2 separate regions of the Homo sapiens genome follow, and region 2 is linked to region 1. A link is a contact called in ENCODE Hi-C or POLR2A ChIA-PET data. All regions are on one chromosome and are shown on one strand. The core of a region is the stretch at or near the end of the contact, and the rest is flanking DNA. Distances in the headings are between cores, read along the strand shown.

Region 1 (4,240 bases), core at 1,232-3,731:
TTGCCCAATCATAGAGCAGGGGAGGTTTCCAAATTTCTCTTCACAACCCATTTTCACCAGCATATCAACAGTATGCTTTAAAGTTTAGCCAGCACTCTAGTTTTCTCAGTTTACCCAGAAAATCTCAGCCTTTAAGCAGCTTAAAGGCAAGCACACATGAAAAATACTGATTTGTTATTTCAAATGTAGTATGATTTGGATAAGAAAGCAAGATTTTCATCTTTCACACAAGTGACTCTTTCGCATTCAGCTACTGCACTTTATTTAATATGCAAGTTTATTTTCTAAAACTGCACCTGCAGAGAAAGAGAAGAATCAGACCTATAATTAAAAGAAAAAGAAAAAAGGAAAAAGGAAAAACTTGCTACGTCAGTCAAAGTTTCAAATACAGTATTTTACAAGCTTCTCTATGGAGGCTACTGCATTTTTGCTTCTATTTTTGAAAAGCAGGGTCACTAAGGCATGAAAATAGAGGTTCCTCCTTAACACCTAGTCCCCTTTCTCTGGCCTTAGACCTCACAGGACAAAGTCAACAAAACTACTCTCACTTTTAAGATAAAGCAGTTAAGTTCTCTGAGGTCATCAATAAGAAAGCAGCTTACATTCCTGAATGAATCAGATAGCACCAACAGGGCAATCACCCAGACAGAGACTTTTAAAAGTCCAAGTAACTGAGTAATCAACACGGATGTGGAAAAAAAAATTTACTCAGAAAGTGGGAAGAGCCAAGTATTTTGAATGCGTGAAACTATTTCAGGCCTCTTTCATTAAACAGTATCCAAACTAAATTAGGGGAGGCAGATAAGAATGGATCTTCAAAATGCCTATAATCAAAGCATTTTCAGATGAACCAAATCCACATCTTAGCTAGCTTAGCTCAGTTTGAAAAATTCGATTACTTGCAATTGTCCACGATTTTTTCACTAATTTTCATCAGTTTACACGTGACTTCTGCAGGTTGTTGGAGTTTCTACCCTGATGCCAATGCTAGAGAAAACGACAGAGGAAAAGTGGACAGGTTGGGGTTTGGCTTTGACCTCAACTTGATTAAAAGACGACATTTAAACAGAGCGGGTCTAAACTCAATATGAGGACTTGTGACATTACAATGAAAAAAGTCACCTGCCCCTAATTAAAGATGACAATGCATTTTGAGATATATTTTCACGATGGCTCTTGAGTTATCATTTTTTTAAAAAAAAAAGTCAAATCAGGAAGATAAAGACTCTTAACAAGTAACTGAACACAGACAAGACTGTATTCCACTTTCCCCTCCCTGACAAAATACAAACCCTAGAGTGTGGTGTACACCTGTTAATTCGTCAGAAACTAGATGGATTTCTTTTCTTTCTTTTCTTTTTTCTTTTTTTTAAAGGATGCTTATCTGACTGCTATATGATCTAGTCTAAAACACCTTTCCAACCCAAATCAGCTAGCTAGAGATGTTGGATGTCAACAATTCCGCCTTGGGCTTGGACACGGCGTGAGCTTCTTTCTCCTTCTTAAAAAGAACAACAACGGTCATCCTTTTTCCTCCTTCTCTTGGCGGGGGGAAGGGGGAAGACCCCAGAAAACAAAAACAGCAAATCTCAGGTCCGAGGGTCCACGCTCGGCCTGATGGCCAGGCAGGTCCGCGGCCGCCCCAGCCCTGCCCCGGAGGCGCCCCGAGGAGGGCTCGGGCCCCCCGGTGTCATTGTTTGCTAATTTCCTGAGCTGCCCTCCGACTTGTTTACGTTAAATAACATCCCTGCTCCCCCCGCACAACTTTCCCCGCCGCCCGGCGTGTGCGGCCGCGGCCCTGCCTGCCAGCCCGGCGGAGGCACCGGGGGACCGGGAAGGACCGGGGGCTCCGGGAGGGCGCGCCCCCCAGCGTGGACCCCCGCGGGCGGCCGAGGGCGCGGCGCCCGCTGCCTGCCCCCGCCGCCCCGGCGGCCGCTTACCTCGGCTCACCAGTTTGAAGCTCTGGGATTTCCTGCTTCTTTTCCTCTCGGAGAACTCCATGGTGCGGGGAAGGCGGCGGCGGGGGCTGAGGAGGCGGCGGCAGCGGCGGCAGCGGCAGCGGCGGCAGCGGCAGCGGCGGCGCGGGCTCGTGTCACCGCGGCGGAGCCGCCGGGACCAAGGTCCGCGCCTGGAGTCGGCGAGGGGAGGCCGCGGGACGGGAGGAACCACCGCGAGCCGGCTCGGGGCTGCAGGCGCGGGGCCCGGCGGCGTGGGCTCCCGGGCGAAGTTGCCCCCGCGCGGCGCCGCCTCCCGGTGCCCTAGGCGCCCCCGCGGCCCCCGCTCATGCCGGCCCGCGGGTTCCAGACGCCGCCCGCCGCAGCCCAACTTTCCGTTGGGAGCGGGCCGGGCCGGGGCGCGGCGGCGGCGGCGGAGGCGGGGGGCGGCTCGGGGCGGCCGGCCCGCCTGGGCTCAGCCTGCGGTCGCGGCGGCGGCGGCGGCGGCCCCGAAGACGCGGCGGGCGGGCTGCGGGGAGGGCGGCGGCGGGTGCAGAGCCGGCCGGGGCGCTGACCGCCCCCGCGGGAGGAGGGGCGCCGGCGGAGGGGGCGGTGCCGCTGGGACCCCAGGGCCACCTGCTGGCGGAGCCCGGCCGCCGCCATCCCCGGGGGCCGCCGCCGGCCTGGCCGCGCGGCGCCCCGAGGAGGCGCGGAGGCCGCGGCGCAGCGCCCTGGCCCGGGCCCGGCCGGCCTGCCTGCCCCCGGGGACGACGCCGCCGCCCGGGCCTCCGCTCGCAGACCCCGCTCGCTGGCCTCCCTCCGCCGCTTGCTGGGCCGAGCTAACTCCGTGCACCTCGCCGTGGGGGCGCGGACCGCCCCGACAACCACCTCCCCGCCCTCACATCCCGGGCGCCCCGGGGCCCGACGCGCTGATTTTAAGCAAGTTTTAGGGGGAAAAAACTTACCCATTTGCGCTCTCTCTAGAAGGACAGAGAGGAGGTTTTAGAATATTGTGGAGAAGAATATAGTAGAGAGCTCCCATTCCCTAACCCAGGCTGGGCGGATTGTGGAAAGAGCCGAGTCACATTCAAGGAGAGCACTTGGAATGGGGGGCTTGGTGGCCCTGGGGACTCTCAGGAGGCCATGGTCAAGGCAGGTGCAGGGCACTATGCTTCTCCACGTCATATGTCGGAATCATGGACCCAAACACAAAGCGCTTAGTAGTTATGTGTAATATTCTTTTCGGGGGATCAGAGAGCGCACTTCAGGCACCATTTCTTTCTCACATCTTTCGAGTGGGCCAGGAAAAGAATTTCACACTACCTGGGAATGGTAGGACAGGAACATGACGGGACATGCGTGAAAGTATCTGCCAAACCCAACCAGGAAGAGGGTAAAGAGTCGGGGGATGGGGGGGCTACCTCTCCGGCACGGGACAAAGGCCAGTGGCCCCAAAAGAGTAGAGAGGAAAAAGGGGAGGTTGACAAATGTGATGAGTGTCACGTGGGTCTCACCCAAATGAGGCAGCCGCTGAGGAACCGCTCTTATTTCAGGGACACAGAGTAGGACAACTGCCGAGGAAGGGGGACATTGAGGCAGCTTGCAGAAACACACATGGAGAAACAGAACCAAAGAGCAGGGTAACCAGCAAACCAGGCAGTGGAGGCAGGGATGGGTACCCATCCCGAGATCTTGGGTGATACCAAAGGCGGCACATCCGGAAGGCTGGTTATACCTAGCGTGGAGGGGAGAGGGAGAACTGTTTCTTCCGTTCAATAAAGCAAACCCTTCAACAAGAGGTTCTTAACCTTTTTTAGTCACTGTTTCCTTTGAGATTGTGTTCAAAGCTCAAGGGCCCTTTTTCCCAGAAAATATGTATGGGACATATAAAATTTAGTATAGATTTATTGGAGTTCTTAGACGCGCTTTGCTGCTCTCAGAAAATTAGTGGTAACAGTGATTAAAGCAACTACCCTATTTGGGTTTCTTCCTTCCCTGCCACCCCTTTCTTTAAAATCAGGCATTAAAATCTGAAGATGTTTTGGATTTTTTTTTATTTTTTATTTTTTGAGACAGAGTCTCATTCTGTCGCCCAGGATGGAGTGCAGTGGTGCGATCTCAGCTTACTGCAACCTCCACCTCCCGGGTTCAAGCGATTTTCCTGCCTCAGCCTCCCAAGTAGCTAGGATTACAGGCATGGGCCACCACGCCCAGCTAATTTTTTGTATTTTAGTAGAGATGGGGTTTCGCCATGTTGGCCAGGCTGGTTTCAAACTCCTGACCTCAAGTGATCAGCCCGCCTAGGC
Region 2 (4,127 bases), core at 1,548-4,047, 250 kb after region 1:
TTCGTAACTATGCATAACTTTTCCCCAAACCTGCTGAATGTGTATGACTCTATTATGTAATAAGAACACCGTGAGTCATAAAACCCGACCTGCCCTTCTCCTTTTCAAAAAGAGCACCTTCAGTCCACGCTGGAGACTTTCTCTTCTCAGCTTGCAAACCGGTACTGCCAATACAGCCCTTTCTCCTAGTTAGCCACCTCGGTGGCCTTTTGGATGATACTGATGGTGCATCTAGGCATTCTGACAGCCACTCACGCCACCTAACCTCAATCAAGGAACTATCAAAGTACTTCTCTGAGGAACTGAATGGAAAGGTCTTTCGACATGAGCACCAATTTTCTTTTCTCTCTGAAGGTTTGCATGTAAAGAAGATTGGGAGCTGGTGATTTCTTGATTTCTCTTATAGCTGTAAGATGTATAATTTGTGGAAATCTTTCTGATAAAAAAACTAAACAGACTCTGTCATTTTACGACCTATGTTTGCAAAGCTTTCAGACATCACTGTGATGACTAATTTTTGATGGTGGATCATCTTCTTCTGTCAGTGCAGAACCCAGAATAGGCAGGATTCAATCCTGCAGCCAGAAAGTGCGGGAAGAGCTGAGGGTCCACATTCCCTGACTCGCTCCTGTCTCATGGGACAAGTCCGCTGCCTCCTGCAGGGGCTGATGGATGGGCACCTTCAGTTGGCTGTTGGAAGCCACACCGGAAGAGGGAGAGGAGCAGATGGAAAAGGCTTGGCGGGAAAGCTGTGCCGTCTTATTGGTCTCTTTCCAGGGAACACGCAACGTTCCAGGCAGGCTTCCTGTGAGAGTTTCCCATGGGACGGGACTCACATTTCTAAATGAGATGTATCCACGCCCTGGCCAATGTCCTCTCTATCACCCACCTGTCTCCTTAGTGAGTTCAAGCACATCAGAAACACTGTTGGACCATGTAGGAATCCTATTCCACACTTCCTCCTGCTCCACCGGAAGCACACAATGACAGCCCCGCTGTCTCATATCCATATTTTAATTTTCTGCAACTTGGATAGATTATGACTACATTTTCCTGCTCTATTGTATAAAGTAGGGGGGTGGAAGGGAAGAGAAAGTGAGAGGGGCGTCTGCTGTGGCCATGCCTCCTGCCTGCTGGGAAAGAGAGAGGAAGGTAGGAAGGCAGTGTTCACAGTTTGGGAAAAATAGCAAAACAAAGCCAAACACCTTTCCTCGCCTTTCTGCTATTAAAGAGATGAGAGGTTCGTTCTCTGAAGAAGAACAGGAAGCAGGGATGAAGTGGACCGGAAGTGCAGGAATTACATGGAATTCTATACCCAGTGTGGAGACTGTTCCCTCCCGATCCCTGGATGTGGGAGGACATGTCCCAGGCAGGAAGGGAAGGGTTTTTTCTGGAGAGAATGGAGAGCCAGAGAGGAAAGATGTCCAGATACCAAGACACTGATATTCGGGGTTCCCCAGGGAAAGAACCAGCTTGCGACGGGATCACGTCACAGGGACACCCACTGGGGGACCATCCCACCCTGAAATGGAGCATCTGCTTAGTTTCTAAGTGTGAAGCAACAGACCAGGGCCAGCAGACAACTGAGGAAGCCTCGTACAGGAAAGAGAGACCAACACAAATAAACTGGAAAAAAAGAGCTGGAAGGAAACATAGAATAATAATGATAACTAATATTATCAGAGTGATAAGAGAGGATATTATGTTCCTGAAACAATAATAGCATAATATTAAAAAATCAGATAATATAAAGAAACTCTTAGAAATTTAAGAAAAAAAAAAACAACAAAAAACAAAACCATAATGGCAAAGGTTAGAAAGTCCAGAGAAGAGATTAAAGTAAATACTGACAAAGCCTCCCAGAAAGTAGAATAAAAAGACAGAGATAGACAGCTGGAGAGACAAGTATAGGAGTGGGAGGCCATGCCCAGCATTTGATAAATAGGAATTCTGGAAAGAGAGGACACAGGCAAGAGGGGAGAAGATGTCAAAGAAACAATCCAAAAAGAACCTCACAACTAAAAAAGAATGCATGTCACGTCTCCAGACTAAAAGTGCCCATCGAACACAGAGTACAATGGATTTACAAAGACCCACATCAGGGCACCCATCCTGAAATTTTAGATCAGAAGGAGCAAAAAGGAGTTCCCAAAGGATCCCATTGTTGGGGAGCCCAAGGGGGTGTCACATACAATGGATAGGATGGTGGGCTTTTCCAGAGCAACGCCTTTGGTATTCTGAGAGAAATTTTTTTTTTGTATATTTCTATATCCAGTCAAACTATTCATTAGATACAAAGCTAGAATAAAGACTTTTTCAGATATGCCAGTATCCAAACATTTTACTTCCCATATGCGCTTTCTCTGGATTGATTGCAGGATGTTCTCCAGCGAAACAATGGTGTAAAACAAAAAACAGGAAGACTCCGGATCCGGGAAAGAGAGGACCCAATACAGAACGAGGGAGAAGGAAAGACCCTGATGGGGATGCGGCATCCCGGGTTGAGACTCTGCATGAGACCAAGTCCAGGCTGGAGCAGGAGGTTGGAGGAGTCTAAGAGGGAGGTCCTGGAAAAACAACAGCAGTAGCAGCTGCCACAGCAACCAAAATCAAACCAAAGAGGAACGAGAACTACCCGACGTAGCTGGAAATTAATATTGGTAGACATCTGAGAATCTGTAGGAACTTTTGGGAGAAAAGTGAAGGGTATGTAGTAACTAAATAAGTGAAAGCAAGGCAAGTATTCCCTTTGGGTAAAACAATGGGTTGTCTAAAAAACGAGCTGCAACCACAGGATACTACTTGGATTAGTCACGATAATGTCATGCTTATGACTACGGCTTTAAGCCAGAATTATGCTATCACCATACTAAGAAAATGGAAAAGGAAATAAAATGTGGGTGGTTATAATCTAAATCTACATCCTTATTTTTTTTTTCTTTGTGACAAAGTCTCGCTCTGTCCACCGGGCTGGAGTGCAGTAGTGTGATCTGGACTCTTGGACTCACTGCAACCTCCGCCTTTGGGGCTCAGGCAATCCTCCCACCTCAGCCTCCAGAGAAGCTGGGACTGCAGGCATGTGCCACCACACCCGACTAATTTTTGTGTTTTTTGTAGAGATGGGATCTCACTAGGTTGCCCAGGCTGGTCTCAAGCTCCTAAGATCAAGTGATCCTCCCACCTCAGCCTCCCAAAGTGCTGGTATTATAGGTGTGAACCACTGTGCCTGGCCGTCTTCATCCATTTTTAACAGGAATTCAACAACCTAAAAGTGAATCAATCAAGGAATAATGCCCTGTGTCAATTATTTATCTATATGGAGGCAAATACTAGAAGAAACAGCTAAAACTGTTGCAAGTGGCAGGAGTTGCAGGGAGGAAGCTGTTTGTCATAATCAGCCTTGTGGAACCATTTGACTTTTAAATGATGTCATCTATTACTTTGATAGAAACAAATATTAATACTTTAAAAAGTGAATGAAATTGAACTTTGAAAAAGCAGAAATAAGCGGCTTATTTTACCTTGACAACTTAGATTTTAACATACAGTAGGAACCGTTCCCCAAGAGACAGGGAGGGAGCAGATACTAAACCTACGCTGGGTAAACCCAGGCATCCGGGTATCAGCATCGGGATGGGTTATCTGGGTCTAACACTACCCTCTGGGCTCTTCAAGGTCCCCAAAGCACCAGGGGGCTGTGTGGGTGGCACAAAGAGAATCACAGCCAAGAGAAAAAAACTCGGGTCTAAATCCAACGAGCTAATCACATGCCTGGCATGGGACTAAGAACTTTGCATGCTTTATCTCACTGAATCTTCCCAAGAAGGTTGTGGTTAGAGCCTTATAACATCCTTGCTCAATTAGAGAGGAAAGGGAAGCTTGGAGACGTTACAGGAGGTGCCCACATTTATCCCTTTTACCAAGGGGCATGCCTGGGAAAAGAACCTGGGTCTGCCCGGCAGCAAAAGCTGAACTGTCAACCACTCAGCAGTGCCTTTCATGATCTTTACACTGACACAGGTTACACAGGCTATCCAGCCATCCCCCAGTCCTTTGTCTCTGAGTCACTTAGCCTCTCTGTACCTACTTCCTCCTCTGGAAAGCCAGCGATTCTCGCTCCATCTCAC

What was found. Hi-C counts contacts between places; a loop is a spot of excess contacts on that map. ChIA-PET counts read pairs that join two places held with the same protein, here RNA polymerase II (POLR2A). Pooled maps may share reads with other maps.
Region 2: a loop to region 1 is called in a pooled map, with 9 times the contacts of the local background. The contact joins the enhancer-like site here to the promoter of BEND7 in region 1. A Hi-C loop is called at or near these places in 6 of 50 pooled maps. POLR2A ChIA-PET finds 5 or more read pairs at or near these places in 3 of 52 experiments (A549, H1 and T-cell).

Annotation. Positions count from the first base shown.
Region 1 is chr10:13,526,533-13,530,772 of GRCh38, forward strand. BEND7 (BEN domain containing 7) reads right to left here and starts at 2,482. Exons shown (of 9, transcript NM_001369863.1): 1 at 1,941-2,482. The coding sequence starts at 2,001. BEND7-DT (BEND7 divergent transcript) reads left to right here and starts at 2,072. Exons shown (of 2, transcript XR_930674.3): 1 at 2,072-2,120; 2 at 3,488-3,732.
Region 2 is chr10:13,773,179-13,777,305 of GRCh38, forward strand. The region is part of intron 6 of FRMD4A (FERM domain containing 4A); the gene reads right to left. Among named protein-coding and RNA genes, the nearest start is that of PRPF18, 190 kb to the left of the region's middle. RefSeq lists an enhancer at 2,048-2,217. Within about 2 kb of position 2,798, at least 4 of the 41 ENCODE cell types and tissues checked have a DNase peak (open chromatin) inside an H3K27ac peak, as active enhancers do.